2 separate regions of the Homo sapiens genome follow, and region 2 is linked to region 1. A link is a loop called in an ENCODE intact Hi-C map of the cell type or tissue named here. Cell type or tissue: CD4-positive, alpha-beta T cell. All regions are shown on one strand. Each heading gives the region's core, and the rest is flanking DNA. Links, peaks and the distances in the headings are about the cores only.

The links. Hi-C counts contacts between places; a loop is a spot of excess contacts. Peaks named below come from ENCODE experiments on the same cell type or tissue, not always from the same donor. Only the 100,000 strongest peaks of a DNase experiment are listed, where the experiment ranks them.
Region 2: it touches region 1 in a loop (4-fold over the local background); 4 of 110 quality-filtered maps call a loop at or near these places.

Annotation. Positions count from the first base shown.
Region 1 is chr17:61,409,236-61,417,558 of GRCh38, reverse strand. TBX2 (T-box transcription factor 2) reads right to left here. Exons shown (of 7, transcript NM_005994.4): 7 at 8,093-8,323. It overlaps LINC02875 (long intergenic non-protein coding RNA 2875), which reads right to left and starts at 5,808. Exons shown (of 1, transcript NR_160788.1): 1 at 4,279-5,808. RefSeq lists enhancers at 276-823, 6,511-7,093 and silencers at 4,802-4,861, 4,882-4,941, 6,462-6,631, 7,792-7,941, 7,952-8,001 and 1 more. In CD4-positive, alpha-beta T cell, for the core only: CTCF peaks have their summits at 499 (motif pointing left), 4,815, 5,014 (motif pointing left), 6,414 and 3 weaker places; DNase peaks (open chromatin) are centred at 538, 5,008, 6,568, 7,888 and 2 weaker places; H3K4me3 peaks cover 2,802 bases; H3K27me3 peaks cover 1,986 bases.
Region 2 is chr17:61,924,871-61,933,144 of GRCh38, reverse strand. It overlaps INTS2 (integrator complex subunit 2), which reads left to right and starts at 5,163. Exons shown (of 25, transcript NM_001351695.2): 1 at 5,163-5,491; 2 at 6,483-6,793; 3 at 8,046-8,184. The coding sequence starts at 6,501. RefSeq lists a silencer at 5,033-5,132. In CD4-positive, alpha-beta T cell, for the core only: no CTCF peak of the experiment used is centred there; DNase peaks (open chromatin) are centred at 5,144 and 5,634; H3K4me3 peaks cover 1,484 bases; H3K27ac peaks cover 2,330 bases.

The sequences.
Region 1 (8,323 bases), core at 149-8,148:
AGGTCCCCAGGGAGGGAGCCCTGGAACAGGTAAGTTTCTATCGGTGAGACAAGAGCATGAGGAAGTCTTGGAACACAGGTGCTGTCCAGGTTAGCTGTCCTATGTGAGGGATCAGACGACAGAACACTGTCCATTCCCCCCACTCTGGGTGGCGATCAGGGCAGCCACATTTCCTCCTGCCCTTTGCAGAATGAGTAGACGAGTCTATTTTAGAGATGAGGAAAGTGGAGGCCCAACGAGCCAAATCCCCAGAACCAAAGGTGCAGCTGGGATTTGAACCCAGGCCCCTCGGGCTGCACAGTCGGTGTTCTCATTCATTTGCCTCAATGTTATTCTCTGGCAGCAGGACCTAGCTAGAAATGAGAGTGGAGGCACAGAGCGCGGGCCCAGTGCCCGGGAGGCGGCAGTCAGGCAGGCTGGGAAACCCTGGCTGGCGGCAGGAGGGCGAGGGGCTCCAGGCCTGAACCCAAGCCCCGGACTCCTGGTTTGAACGACTCCAGATCCCCACCTAGTGGTAGGAGGGAGCCACTGCCCGCACAGCGCAGGCAGTCCACAGATGACAGTAATCCGGCCGGGTCACCAGCAACCGTCCTGCGGCAAGAAACGCCCCTCCCCTGGCCGCGCTTCCCTGGGAGAGGGAGGAGGTGTCACCAGCGCGCGTGCGCACGGAGGCTCATTGCCCTCAGGATTTCGTCGCCCTTCATCTGAAGACACCCAGCACGCAGGCCTGTCGAGCACCCCTCTAGTCTCAACCCCCCAGGTTTAGGGCACATTCAGGCAGGGTCTCCTCGGCCCGCGCCTGGCCTCCAGGAGGGGAAGGGGGCAGGCCCAACCCTGGCCGCCGCGCTGGGCTGAGGGGAATGTCCCCACTCGCAGAGCGCCCCCAGGCCCCATCCTCAGCCGCCCTTACGGTCCCCCAAAGGGACGGGAACCATCACTCACTGGTCCAGGCTCCTGGCCGGCCCCACTGTGAAACACCATGAGCAGGTGCTGGTATCCCCACTTTGCAGCGGTGATGGAGGAGTAACTTGCCCAAGTCCATACATTCGTTGACTACCAACACGAAACAAGGCGTGCGTGGGCACCCAACTCAGGAGGAAGAAGGCAGAGGAGTTCCCTGGAGAAGGAGCTAGTGGGCTGAGTTTTTCGGAGGAAGGCAGGAAGAGCACTCCAAGCCCAGGAAAAAGCATGTGCATATGCAGAGGCCAAGATAAGGCCAGCAAGATTAGCCTAGAGGTGGGCAGTGGGGATGGAGTCCTGGGGAGGGGGGCGAGTAGGCAGGACTCACACAGGCCCCAGTGCCAGGCTAAGGAGGCTGGGCTTGACCCCAAGAGCAAGGGAAGGCTTTGGGAGGCTTTAACCAGGGCAGTGACTTCATCTCAGCTGCATTTCAGGAAGGCTGTCTGTGCCACAAGAAAGATTGTGGGGGAAAACATGCTAGGAGCTTCCCCAAGGGACTCAGATAGAGAGGTCTGCCCTGGCCTTGGGGAACAAGGTTGTTGCTCCAGAGTCCAGAAGTTTCCAGACCCTTAGAGAGCAGAGAATCACTGGCACAGCTGGAGAGCAGGGTTTGAGGGCTGGGAGTGTCTGTGGATGGCCTGTAACTTTCTCCTGCAGAGGCAAGTCCTCAGGCAAGACACACACACTCCCTGGGCCTCAGTTCCCCAGGAGACAGAGGAGGCCTGGATGGGGAGACCGGAAGCCCTCTGGAGCTCTCCACAGGGTACTCAAGTGTACTTGGAGGAGGGGCCTCTGGCCCAGGACCTGGGGGTGGGGGGGCTATCCTGGAGGGACCAGGTGCACTTCATTCACTCATCCAGCAAGGGCTTTCGGCACTCCTGCCATGTGTTATGCACATACACATGCACCTACCACACACAGACACACACGAACACACAAAGACATGCCCATATGAAGATGCTTGGTGGGGTAGTTTCCTTGGGAAACCAGGCCAGTTGCCAGCTCCCCAGCCTCTCTGAGGCTCTGCGGCTCCTCTCTGCCCCCAGTTTGCTGGGGCTAAGCCTTTTCGCACCCCACCCCATGCACTGCCGTGTCTTCTCTTGGGAAGGGATATATTCCTTGAATGTCTCTATCTTCTACCAGATCATTGGCTCCCTCAATGGGGGTGCTGGTGTCTGTTTCACTCATTGCTGGGTCTCCTGGCCCAGTGTAGGGGTATGTGTGTGGTGATGGCAAGGTGACCTATTGGGTAACTTGCTCAGACCTGAGGGGTCTCCCAGAACTCAGGATGCCAATAGTCAAACCAGAACTGTCATGGGCAAACGGGGACAGTTATGGGCAGGCAAAGCATGGAAGTGTTGGACAGCCCCCCAAGAAGGAAATAAATAAGACCCAAAGTGGGAGCTGGATGAAGGAACTGACCAGCCAGTCCAGGGCTAAATGTAAACCAGTCCCAGGACAGCCTGCCACAGGGCTGAGCCAAATGCCAGGGGGACTTTGAAGCCCAGGCGTGTGGAGCAGGAACGCCAGGCTCCAGGAAAGGACACAGGCCTGGGGTCGGCCAGAGCCTGGTGTGGCCCTGTGACCTGCTTCTTTGACGCTGTATGACCTTGGGCCATTTTGTCCTCTGTAAAATGGAGATAATCATACCAGCCACCCCGTGCTGAGAATTCAATCAAATGTCTGCATGTTTATTAAGCACACAGTGGCTGTTCCACAGCTGCTCCTGTCGGGCTGAGGAGCAGGCACCATGGAGCCAGAGGACATCCTGCTTGTTCTCTTTGGGAGAGAAATAAATAATATTGAGAGCAAACATGAGCCATGCCCTGAGCTAAGCACAGGATGCAGCCCCCTCTCGGGTAATCCTCTCAACGCCCCTGTTAGGGTTTTACACTGAGAAGCCCCTGCCCGACCAGGGGTCCTTGCAGGCCCAGCTGGGCTGACTGGAGCCATGAGGCCACCCTCCCCCGGGCCTGCTGGACTTGGGCTCTGAGCCAGGCTGCTTCTCCCACGGACACACCTCCTGGCCAGGACATCCGGGCACTCCCTCCCCTGCCCCGTTTGCCCTTTTCCTGCTGCAAGCCTGACTCTCACCCATCATCACTTCATCAGCGAAAGTTTCCAAGGGCCAGGCCCAAGGGATTGTGAAAGAGCTCCGTCCTTTATTTACTGGATGGCCTTGGGCACCTCACTTCATTTCTCTGAACCCCAATGTCATGTCTGTGAAACGAGGACTCATAGTCTCCACCCGGCCAGTGAGGGTCGGGGAGAGGCCACATGTGAAAGCGCATTGACTGCCATGAAGGCTTCCTCGCAAGTAAGAAATTAGCCTGGGGGACCCCCTTAAACATGGGTGCCTGAATGGCCTTCATTGGTATCGCTTTCTCTCTTTGGGGTCTCTCTTTGGAGAGAAGTCACACACAGTCAACAAATTGTAGTGCTGGGCACCAAAGTCACCCCCGCCCCCCCGCCCGCAACCCACTAGTCTGCATCTCTCCAAAAGCAGCTTGCTCGAGGTAGAAGGCCAAGCTGTGACTGACAATCGCACCCCACAGGGAATGGAGGCAGCCGGGACTTAGAATGTAATTTCCTAATTGGGAATTCATCCAGGCCACCAACCCAGTCCCCCACCCCAAGAATCTTGGCCAAGGTCCTCAAGGTCTGTGACTCCACCTATCCCTCTGGCTCAGGTTCCTCAAGCATTAAATGGGAACATGGCTCTTCTCTGAAGCAGTTGAGGCTGGGGGCGGGACGGGGGGGAAACTGGACCCAGGTCAACTGGCCATTCGCAGATCAACTGGATTTTAGTCCAAACTACTTATTTTGCAGATGAGGCTTCTGCAGCCCAGAGAATAAAGTCACATTTTCAAAGAGCACTCACAGCTCTAGAGGCAGAGTTCGACCTTGTACCTATCTATCTCCTGTCCAGTTTTCCTACCAAGCAGCTGCTTCAGCCATAGATGAGCATGTAGATAATTATTAAATCACCAAAGATTTGGTCCTATTCTCTGCTACACTGTACTTTGAAAGAGAAAAGAGCTGAGAGCCTAGTGCAGGGACGACATCTGGCCTGGGTCCCATCACCCAGCCGGTGACTGTATTGCAGTGGAAATGACCCTCGACTGGTGTTAACTGGGCTGCTTTCTAGCCGTGTGCCCTTAGGAAACGTGTGTAGGGTTAATCTCTGAGGGTGCCAGAGCTCATCTGGGGACATAAAAGGTCAGCTGGAAACAGGCTTCTAAGCCCCACCCCCTCCAACTCTGGCATTCCCCAGCCAACGGGTCTTACATCCCCAGCCTCCCATTGAGACTTGACCCAGAGCATTGGTGGCTTTTAATCCAAGGGCGAGATTCTCAGGCTGACCCCTGGGCCCTCCCCAGTCCCCACCACCTCCCGCTGGAATAACGCAGCCCAAAGCCTCCCCTATGGAGGCAGGAACTTAGGTGAGCAGCTCCACAGGGCACATCCTGCCCTCGACCCTGAAGACCCCGCCCTGAAGAGCCGGATGAGGGTGGTGAGGAGGGCGGGTCGGAGCCGAGGGGGCCCTCTCCGCTGGAGGAGCGCTGGATCCCCGCCGATCCTTCCCCTATCCCGCCCGTAAGTCCTCACCGTCGAGTGGGCCCCGCGCTCCTAGGGCCGTGCGCCCCGCGCGCTGCGGATGCCAGCCACAGCCCCCTTCGGAGGGGCCCAGGAGGCCGGAGGCCGGCGGCTCACTTCCCGCAGAGAGAACGCGAGGGCCCAGCCCCGCGGGCGCGCAGAAGAGGACAAGCTGGGGTCTGCAGCAGCCTGGAAGGTCGCCGAGCTGGCGCTGCCGGGCGGTTCTGGCAGCAGGGGAGAAGGCCCCACCCCGAGCCTCAAGCCCTCCGCTCAGTGTGTCCGCAGCCCCGGAGTCCCTCGGTCCCTCGGCGGCCTGTGCCGGGCTCCGGACCCGGCTCTGCCTGTGTCGGTGGCTGTGCCTCCGTGCCCCGCTTGCCGGGGTCCGCAGTCTATCTCCCGCTCTCGCCCGAGGCGGGCTGTGAGGCCGCGGCCCGGGCCCTGGCCTGCAGCGCCATCTCGTGGACCTGTGAGGAGTTGCCGAGGCCCGAGGCCTGGGCGGGCTCTGGGTTCGCTCCCACTCGTGCTCCCGGCGGGGAGCTGCGGGAGCTGCCAAGAGGACTCGCTGGGAAACCAGGCGCGGCCGTCAGCGCTGGAAATCGGTGCTTCCGGAGTGGGTTTGGGGTCCCCGGCCCCATCCAATAGGAGGAACAGATATGCGCCTCCGGAGAGCCCAAAAGGAAGTCCAAGTGCAAAACCGCCCCGGGCGTGCTCGGACACGTTCAGCGCCCGGCAACCAGCCTCCACCCCGAAGGCGCTCCCGGGAGGGTGCCCAGGAGACCCGGAGCTCGGGCTTCCTCCCAAGAGGGCGGGGGCTCCCTCCGCTGCCGCCCTGTCCTGCGAGCAGGGAGCGCTCGGCCTCCTGCGGGATCCCGCCTGACCGCCGGTGCTCCGCACCTCGGGGCCAAGGACAGCGAAGGAGGGGGAGGAAGCGGGACTGGATTTTGGGTCCTTCCCAGAGCGGAGGAAGGCAGGCTCGGGGTATAAATCCAGGGCTCGTAGAGGCTGTCCCTCAAGGGGCCGTCCCATAACCGGGAAATAGGGGGTCCCGGCCTCAAGCCGGGGCGCTTGAGCGTGAGAGTCCCGGGGAGAGCGAGGCTGAGCGCGCCCCTCCCGCCCCAGGAGCACCCCACGCAGGAGTTCGCGGTCAGCTGGGGAGGCGGGCCCGGGAGCTGCGGCCTTCGGGAGGGCAGGGCCAGGCCATACCGGTGGCTCCGGTTCTCCACAGCAGCGGCGGGGGAGTGGAGGAGGAAGGGCTTGAGGGCTCGGAAGATTCCGATTAACCCGAGAGGAAATGAGGTCCCCTGGGCCTTGGGATCCGGGCGGCTTAGCCGCTAGGGGTCTCTCGGAGCCCCTGCACTCACACCCTCCATCTCCGAGTTCCTCCGGGAATCGCACGCGCCACCCCACACCGACACGCACAATTCCCTCTTAGACCTCACACGCCCCACACGCGAGAGCCCGAGGCGACAGGCTAGGCCGCCAGCAGGTATCGCCATCGTCCCAGCACTGGCCCTCCTGCCACGCGTGTGCCGGCGGCTCTGCCGTCCAAGGACCCCGGGCCAGGCCCTGAAGGGTTAAGGAGGCCTTGCGGCACCGGAGCGGCGGGTACGCCGGGCGCCTAGGCTAATTGGCGACCCCGGGGACAATGAGGGCTGGGAGGCCGGGGAGGAGGGTGGCTTAATTGGACATGGGAGTGGCCTAGCCTTTGTCTGGGACAAGGCCCAGCCGCCGGCCGCGGGTTCCCGCAGTCGCACTCAGGCTACCAGCTGGGGCCCCGCGGAGCGCCGGGTGGGCGACTCGGAGGGGACATGTGCGGCGGGAGGTGGCGGCGAAAGTGGTGTGGGGGATCTCGAGGCCCTGGAGTCCCACCCCACCCCACCCGGGTTGCTGCAGCAACGACGCGGCCTAAAAACGGCCGCGACTAGGCCGCCCCGCCCGGCCTTCGCAGGCACCCGCCTCCCCCGCGCCCATGCCCGCACCCGCACCCCTCCCGCGACCCTAAGTCGGTGCTGCCCCCTGGTGTCCGCAGCCCTGTACGTAGGCCGCCGCGGGCGCGCAGCCGACTCTCGTCTCCCTCCTAATGTCCTGCTGAAAGTGAGAAGCCGCGGGACGCAAACGCGCCGCTCCTCTAGGAGTATGAGAGGCGTTTCAGCCCAAAGCGACCTCCAGCAAACGCGCTGCCCACGAGCTTCTATTTAGGCTGGAAAACGGGCTTCTCTGTCCCTGTCGGGTTCCCGGACCTGCCCGCAGGTCTGAGGCAGGGAAGCCAGAACCCACCCTCTGGGGTTGGGATACGTTCTACTGCAACCTCCCACTCGTGCACTGGCTGAGTCCCCTCCCTGCTCCAGCCGCATTCGGCGTGGCCTGGGGGCAGCACCATCCTGAAGAGGCGGGCCTGGTTCTCTCTCTCTCGCTCCTTGCAAATGTATCGGCCCACAAAGGCGTCCTGGGAGTCTGGGGGCCCAACTGTCCATTCCACCTTCACCATCACCGTTCCTCCATCTCAACGTCCCTGGTGTTTTGGAAGCCAGCACCCTCCCCAAGCCCCACCCTGTGCAGTGCCCAAGGTGGGCAGCCTGTTGGGGCAGGGCGTTCAGGGTCCCCAAGGCTTAAAGAGGAGAGAACTGGGAAGGAGGTGGCGTGCTCGGTGACCGACCAGACCCAGGGCTAAAGGAGTGCCCGCCCAGCTCCCACTGCTAGAAGTGGGGGCTGGAGACACCTGCTAGCTGGGCAAGGAGGGGGAGCTCACCGGCGCGGGGTGGGAGGCAGCTGTCCTTGCAGGAGTGGGTCTCGGGGAAGGACCAGCCTAATGGAGACTGACACAGCTGGACCCCGGAGAGACCCCAGCCAAGCCCATTATTATACAGGGGAAACTGAGGCAGGAATGGAAATAGCCCACTGACCCCACTCTCCACTCTCCCAAGAGGGATTTAGATAGATGAGTTAAAGTAAGACCTTTTAGTCCAGATTTTGCCACTCTAGCCAACAGCCCTGACGCGGAGGAAATGTTTGTCTTTGAGGTTCAGGAGGCAGAGAGAGGGGAAAGAATTCTAGGCTCAGCGATATTTGGCGGGGAGTACGGGGGTGGGACACAGCCAAACCCCTCCTCCGAAGGGAGAGGTTGGACAAGGAACACCCATCCTCCCAGCCCACCCACCCAGAAGCATTGAAAGGAGATGGGTTTCCAGTGTGGTTTCCCGGAAAGGGAGTCAGAAGCCAGGAGTCCAGGCCGCTCGGCTGCTCTCCTCCCGGCCCGGGTGGGTGCCCAGGCCCGTTGCGCGGAGCTGCGGGAGCGGCCGGCAGGGGGAGTCCAGCCCCGGCCTGGGACGCACCCCGCGTCCCGCGCCGGCGCCGCCCGGCCTCGCGGCTCCGCCAGCGCCCCAGCCGCCCTGCCGCCGTGCCGCCCTGCCGTCCCCGGGGTGCAGCTGCCGCCGGGCGAGGGGCGCGCAGCCTTTTGTCCCCGCCTCTCGTCCCTCCTTGCGCGCGTGCAGCGCCCCAGCCCCGCGCGACCCACAGAGCGCACAGCGCCGTTCACTTCGCTTTCTAGCGTTTTATTGTTTTCTTGCGTTTTTGTCGTTTCGTTCTCGCTCCGGAGCGAAAAGTGAAAACCTGAGGTGGAGCCCGCGGGCCGGGCGAGCCAAACCCGGGCGGAGGGGCCGAGGGGCCGAGGGGTCGAGGGGCCGGCGGGGTGGTGGCTCCTCCAGGGCTCTGGGCCTTCTCCCGCAGCCAAGGGCCCCCCCAGCCCTGTACAATATAGATGCTCACG
Region 2 (8,274 bases), core at 275-8,274, 520 kb before region 1:
TGCCATTCTCCTGCCTCAGCCTCCCGAGTAGCTGGGACTACAGGCGCCCGCCACCACACCCGGCTAATTTTTTGTATTTTTAGTAGAGACAGGGTTTCACTGTGTTAGCCAGGATGGTCTTGATCTCCTGACCTCATGATCCACCCATCTCGGCCTCCCAAAGTGCTGGGATTACAGGGGTGAACCACCGTGCCCGGCCCTCTCAAAATACTTTTTAGTGGGAGAGACAGAGAAGTTCTAACAATTACAATATAATGTGTTAAGTAGTATAGCTGAAAGAAGCAAAAGGTGCCTTGAGAGCATAGAATAGGGATACCTGATAAGTTAAAGGGTAGGTGGTTTGTCAGGGAAAGGTCTCTTAGCAAGGGAACACTGGAGGTGAGACTTAAAGGACACTTAGGAGTTTGCATTAAAAAAGAGAATGAAAAGCATTCTAGACAGGAGGAACTGTGATGAGAAGGTCCAAGAATATTGAGAAGGATTTGAGACATAAACAGTTCCAACTGACTAAAATGACACCATGGTGGGATACGGCAGGACTCCAAGCTAGAGTTTTAAGTCAGACCATAAAAATCTGTTTTTGGGTTGGGCGCAGTGGCTCAAGCCTGTAATCTCAGCACTTTGGGAGGCTGAGGTGGGCAAATCACCTGAGGTCAAGAGTTTGAGACCAGCCTGGTCAACATGGTGAAAACCCATCTCTACTGAAAATACCCCAAAAAATTTAGCCAGGCATGGTGGTGGGTGCCTGTAATCCCAGTTACGCAGGAGGCTGAGGCAGGAGAATCGCTTGAACCCAAGAGGCAGAGGTTGCAATGAGCTGAGATTGTGCCACTGCACTCCAACCTGGGCGACAGACTGAGACTCCACCTCAAAAAAAAAAAATCTGTCTTAGGGCTTGGCACAGTGGCTCACGCCTGTAATCTCAGCACTTTGGGAGGCCAAGCCGTGCAGATCACTTGAGGTCAGGAGACTGACACAAGCCCGGCCAACATGGTGAAACCCCGTCTCTCCTAAAAATACACAAAAATTTAGTTGGGCATGGTGGCAGGTGCCTGTAATCCCAGCTACTTGGGAGGTTGAGGCAGGAGAATTGCTTGAACCTGGGAGGCGGAGGTTGCAGTGAGCCAAGATTGAGCCACTGCACTCCATCCAGGGTGACAGAGCGAGACTCTGTCTCAAAAAAATATAATCAATCAATCTGTCTTTTTAGTTCCATCCTAAAGAAATTCAACTTTATCCCAAAGCAGGGTAGTGTTTTAGTAGTTGGGCTGATTTATAAAACAGTCTCATACTTGAGCCTTGATTGGTGGAGCTATGTCAACCTGGAGGGATGTCTCTAATGCTGAACTAGAAGTCTTGGCTGGACCCAATTCTATTCAATGTTTTATCCATAATATTAATGAAGATATGATCTGCTAAGCTAAAACAGATAGCCAGTGTAAAAGAGTCAAAGATCTTTACAGGCTGAAACATGAAAGAATATATATATTTTTTGAGATGGAGTCTCACTCTGTTGCCCAGGCTAGAGTGCAGTGGCGCAATCTCGGCTCAATGCAACCTCCACCTCTCGGGTTCAAGCGATTCTCCTGCCTCAGCCTCCCAAGCAGCTGGGACTACAGGTGCACACCACCACACCCAACTAATTTTTGTATTTTTAGTAGAGACAGGGTTTCATCATATTGGCCAGGCTGGTCTAGAACTCCTGACCTCGTGATCCACCCGCCTCGGCCTCCCAAAGTGCTGGGATTACAGGCATGAGCCATCGTGCCCTCCTGAAAGACATCTTACAAGATAAAATAGTCACACTATAAAGAGCATCATGTTGAGCAAAATGGAGCTAGATGTCTTCTGAGATCCTTGTGCTTCTGGAATTCTATGACTATTTCTGAAGGACATTGGTCCTCACCTTTGTATAGTTAGGTCTTCTAACTGCTGGAAGCTCAATTACTCTGCAACCTACATTAAGCACCTAGTATACATGAAACATAATAGATATTCTAATGTGTTTTTCTGTTTTTCTCATTTTTTCATTACTTGTGTTTCTCTCTTCCTCCAGTCTGATTGAAAAATAAAGTAGAAGAATAAAAGCAAGCTGGTCAAGCCAGGTGCAGTGGCTTGCACCTGTAATCCTAGCACTTTGGTGGACTGAGGGGGGACAGATGGCTTGAGTCCAGGAGTTCAAGACCAGCCTGGCCACATAATGAAACCCTGTCTCTACAAAAAAATAGAAAAATTAGCCAGGTGTGGTGATGCATGACCATAGTCTCAGTTACTTGGGAGGCTGAAGTGGGAGGATCACCTGAGCCCAGGAGGTTGAGGTTGTAGTGAGCCAAGATCGCCCAACTGCACTGCCGCTCTTTTCTTGAGAACTTGTGTCGAAAAGGAAAAAAAAAGAGAGGCTGGGTACAGGGACTCATGCCTGAAATCCCAGCATTTTGGGAGGCCAAGGTGGGTGGATCAGCTGAGGTCAGGAGTTTGAGACCAGCCTGGCCAACATGGTGAAACCCTGTCTCTACTAAAAATACAAAAAATTAGCCAGGCATGGTGGCAGGCACCTGTAATCCCACCTACTCAGGAGGCTGAGGCAGGAGAATCGCTTGACCCTGGGAGGCGGAGGTTGCAGTGAGCCAAGATCGCACCACTGCACTCCAGCCTGGGTGACACAGCGAGACTCTGTCTCAAAAAAAAAAAAAAAAAAATTAGCCAAGTGTGGTGGTGCACACCTATTGTCCCAGCTACTCAGGAGGCTGAGGTGGGAGGATTGCTTCAGCTTGGGAGGCAGAGGTTGTAGTGAGCCGAGATCGTGCCACTGCACTCCAGCTTGGGCAACAGAACGAGACTCTGTCTCAAAAAAAAAAAAGTTTTATTGGCAAACATTACAATGTTTCAATGATTATAAAGATTTTTGCTAAATTAATACAAGGGGGAGAGATTAGAGTCTAGGATGACTTTTAGGTTTCTGGCTTGAGCAACTCAAGGTCAAGTTGGTGAACTGGAAGAAAAGGAGAGGGGGACTTGGAGGAAGTGTCAGCACTCATTATGTGACACTGCAGCCATCTCATTCAGTGATTTTTCTGTTTCTCCATAGATCAAGATGGAGATACTGAATCTGCATGATGTTTCTCCATTAGTGAACAGAGGATCATAATTAGAGTTGGAAAGGATCTTTAAAATCACTTAGTTCATACCCACATCTTCCTCTCATTCGTCCCTCAAACCAATGTTTGCACTGCCTTCACACTTTTCCTGTGAAATGACCATCCATGGAGATGAAATTGCTTACCCTCTCTCAGTTTCCACAATTGCAAAAGGCGAATATTACCTACGTCACAAGATTGAATCAGATAATATATATAAAGCATTTATTACAGTGCCTAGCAAGTGTTCAATAAATAAATCCCAAATATTAGCTTAAAAATGCTAGGACAGTACAGTGTGCAACCCATTAATAGAGTGTGAAATCAGTTTTAGTGTGCAGTGACCAGCAGTTTTTTAAAGAGAAGTAGAAACATGTAGTGTGTGTGTTATTATACGAAATATTTGTTTCCATGTAAATGTGGGTTTATATGTTATATATTTATATGTTTATATAGCATATAAATTTATACACTTACACTTATTTTTGTATGTGGATATATACATATGTTTTTTCTGGGTCACAATGTGAAATGTATTATTGTGGGTCAGGTGGAAAAAATTTTCAGAAGCATTGCAACACACAATTCTTTTCTTCCTTTGCTGATCTATGTTGAAAGTCATATATATATATATATTTTTGAGATGGAGTCTGGCTCTGTTGCCCAGGCTGGAGTGCGGTGGCATGATCTCTGCTCACTGAAACATCTGCCTCCTAGGTTCAAGTGATTTTCCTGTCTCAGCCTCCGAAGTAGCTGGGACTACAGGTGCTCCATCACCACGCTGGGGTAATTTTTTTTTTTTTTTTTTTTTTTTGAGACGGAGTTTCGCTCTTATTGCCTAGGCTGGAGTGCAATGGCACGATCTCAGCTCACCACAACCTCCGCCTCCCAGGTTCAAGCAATGCTCCCGCCTCAGCCTCCCAAGTAGCTGAGATTACAGGCGCACACCACCACGCCTGGCTAATTTTTGCATTTTTAGTAGAGGCGGAGTTTCACCATGTTGGTCAGGCTGGTCTCGAACTCCTGGCCTCGTGATCTGCCTGCCTCGGCCTCCCAAAGTGCTAGGATTACAGGCATGAGCCATCGTGCTCGGCCTAATTTTTATATTTTTTGTAGAGTTGGGGTTTAGTCATGTTGCGTCAGGCTGGTCTCGAACTCCTGACCTCAGGTGATCCGCCCGCCTCGGCTTCCCAAAGCGCTGGGATTACAGGCATGAGACACCACGCCCGGCTCTGACTTTATTTTTAAAGAGGTTATAAAGTGCTATATCTTTGTAAAATATTTTTATTTCCAGCTCCTAGCACAATATCTGGTAAATAGAAGTTGCCAAATAAACGTTGATCGAACTAGGAACAATAAATAGTATGAAGACATATGGACTAGCGGTTCTTCATATATAGACTAGTGGTTCTTTTCTGAGTGATCAGACTTCCTTTGAGAAGTTGTTGAAAGTTTTGGACCCTCTTCCCAGAAGAAGTGCCGAGCACTCAGTTCTGAACGGATTCCAGAGAATTCCTGAATCCCCGTGCATTGCCTCTCTAAGGTTCTATGGGTCCCCCAAGTTAAGAACCTGAAAGGAAGGTGTTTAACTTCTGACAGCGGAGGTGTGAGGTCAAGAGCGGAAGAAAGTTTGGGGTTAGATCACTTTTAAAATTCTCCCACAAATCCTGGGATTCTAGAATTTTGGTTCTGGGAAGGCACAGGCAAAGATTTAAAGAGTACAGTTTGGTACCACTAGTGTCAAAGAATAGTGGGAACGATTTTAACACACGTTATGCCATTTGAATGCCATGGCAATCCTGTGATGATGAAATTTAAGTTCTGAGGGGCTCAGTGGCTTGCTTGTCTAAAAGGAAGGAGCTGGTAGGCTCTGGAAATCAGAGCCTACCAGAATCACATTTCTAAATTTTTGGCGAACAAGTAGGGCAGGGCAAATAAAGTGGAGAAAGGGGCGGGGCCGCGCACGCGCACAGTTGCATTGGCGCCGACGTCTCTGCCTTTCCTCTCGCAGCCACCCTTCCTCTCAGACCAGTACGGTGGCCGACGGGAGTCAGACGCTGGGGATGAATGAAGGTGCTGGGTGCAGGTTGAAAAAGTCTCCCGCTTTTCCGTTCCTACAGTCCCGGTTCTGCCTTTGTGTGGTGCCCCCATCCTTCCCACTTTGTATCGACAACCCGGTTGGTCCCGGCGTCTGAGTTCTTGGTGTCCGAGTCGACTCGAGGCACAACTAGGGTTTGGGGTTCCGGATATCGCCTAGGCCCAACATCGGACCGCGCTCTCGATTTCTGCCGCGTCCCGCCTCTAGGACGCGGAGTCCGTGTGCGGTTCCGTGAGGCTGGAGGGTAGATCTTAAGGTATGAAGCGTCCGCTTCTCTGGCCTCAGCGCGTTCCTAGGTCCGTGTCGGAGCCTGGCCAGACTTTGCTCAGCCTGAGGGACTTATTGGTTCTAGTTGCGCCCGGGGCGAGACGGAGGAGCACGCAGGTCTTGGCTCCTCTGCTCCAGTCAGCCCGCCCCTCTGTTAAAAGAGCAGCCCCTCCCTGAAAGCAAAGCAGTTTTTACCCACGACTTTTACCCACGCTGCTGCTAGTCGGTCGGCCTTGAGAGGGGACTGCTTTGGCTGCCAGCTCACTGCCTTTTTGTTTACTTTTTGTGCCTTGGATGATTCCTGGAGACAGAGAAGTGCGCTAATGAGACGCGTCTTTCTCACATAGCACCCACACATCTGCTTTTTACCCGGTAACACAGGGGACATAGGATAGTGTTGTGGCCTCCAGAGCCTTGAATCTGGCATTGGTTCTGCCCAGTGATTTGCTAGTTTTTCCACCGACTCATGGAGGGTGAGAAAGAGAAGCCCAATAGTTCTTGATGTATATCGGGGTAGGCATGTGAAACTATCGGGGTATGAAAGAAAGCACTTAACTATGACCATTCACTTTTGTTTACATTTTGTGGAGCTCATGTGACTGATATAGTGGAGAAAGTCTTGGACTGGGATTTTAGTAGATGAGGATTCAGCCTTGGATTGTGCCTCTAACTAGTAATACTATTTTGGGCGTGTTACTTCATCTCTCTGGGCTTCATATTCCTTCTTTGTAAAATATGAGTATTAGAGCAGAAGATTCCTGAGGCTGGAAGAGACATTAATATACTCTGTTTTCTTTCCCATTTCCCAGGTGACAGTATAAACCTAGGGAGACAGAGAAGCCTTGTCTTGATTGTGCCAGGAACATTGCCAACATAGGGACCTATTAAAGATACACCACATTTTTCAGGGTTTTTAGAAAGTTGGGTGTTCATACATGTGAAAGTTAAACTCCTACTTTCATTTGTATTTTTACCATTAGGATCAACAAACAGTAATAATGACTGAATGTACAAGTCTTCAGTTTGTCAGCCCTTTTGCTTTTGAGGCAATGCAGAAGGTGGATGTTGTTTGCCTGGCATCTTTAAGTGATCCAGAATTAAGACTTCTTCTGCCCTGTTTGGTACGGATGGCACTTTGTGCACCTGCTGACCAGAGCCAAAGCTGGGCTCAGGATAAGAAACTCATCCTTCGCCTTCTTTCTGGAGTGGAAGCTGTCAACTCCATTGTTGCATTGTTGTCCGTGGACTTTCATGCTTTAGAACAAGATGCCAGCAAAGAACAGCAGCTTAGGTAATGTTATGTTATATTATATGTGGATTTGGATTTGACAAAGAACAGGGAATCAGATATTTTTTAGAGCTCTCCAGAAAAGAGAGAATGAGAATCTAAATTCTGGAGAGCATTTTACTTAGGTCTTTTCTGTATATAGTTACAGTTCCAGAATCTTTTGACTTCCATGTTATAAAATGTTATCTAGAGAAATATGGCAATGTGCTGTTGTATGTGGGCTAAACTCATTAGGCCAATTACTTTCAGTGGGAAGTAGGTAGGGTAACTTCCCCTAGATTAGAGGGATTTATTGGAATCACTTGGGAGGCTTTTTTTTTTCTTTTTTGAGACAGAGTTTCGCTCTTGTTGCCCAGGCTGGAGTGCAATGGCGTGATCTTGGCTCACTGCAACCTCAGCCTCCCAGGTTCAAGCGATCCTCCTGCCTCAGCCTCCCGAGTAGCTGGGATTACAGGCACCTGCCACCATGCCCGGCTAATTTTTTGTATTTTTAGTAGAGATGGGGTTTCATCATGTTGGCCAGGCTGGTCTCCAACTCCTGGCCTCAGGTGATCCACCTGCCTTGGCCTCCCAAAGTGCTGGGATTACAAGTGTGAGCCACTGGGCCCAGCCTCTTGGGAGGCTTTTAAAGCTTAGATATTCCCAAAGATTCTGGGCAGGTGCTATGTCCTTCCCTGCCCATTGTGAATCTAGTAGCAAGCCACCATCAGTGGAAGTGAGTGTTAATTGTCAGTTGTGGTAGAGTATTTATTTATTTATTTTTATTTTTATTTTTTTTTAGACCGAGTCTTGCCCTGTTGCCCAGGCTGGAGTGCGGTGGCGTGATCTCGGCTCACTGCAACCTCCACCTCCTGGGTTCAAGTGATTCTTCTGCCTCAGTCTCCCGAGTAGATGGGACTACAGGCACGCGCCACCATGCCCGGCTTTTTTGTATTATTAGTAGAGACGAGGTTTCACCATATTGGCCAGGCTGGTCTCGAACTCCCAACCTTGTGATCCACCTGCCTCAGCCTCCCAAAGTACTGGGATTACCGGCGTGAGCCACTGTGCCTGGCCTATGTGGTGGAGTATTTATTATACGTAGGATGTGAATCCCTGAAATACACAGGCAAACTAAATAGCATTTCAGAAGTAACAGAACATTTTAGAACACTTTATACATCCTTTTATAGCTTATTTCAATAAAAGATAATTTTTATGCAATTATTTCCATATCAGTGTTTTCATAATTGTTACATGTTTTGTACTTCATTAGGCATAAACTTGGAGGAGGCAGTGGAGAGAGCATCCTGGTATCACAGCTTCAGCATGGACTGACGTTAGAGTTTGAACACAGTGATTCACCTCGTCGATTGCGTCTTGTGCTTAGTGAACTGTTGGCAATTATGAACAAGGTGCATTTCTTTTAACCACAGCTCAAAGTATGCATGATTTGATGTCTATGTATAGGGAGGTAGACAGAAAAAGAGACAAGAAGTCAGGCA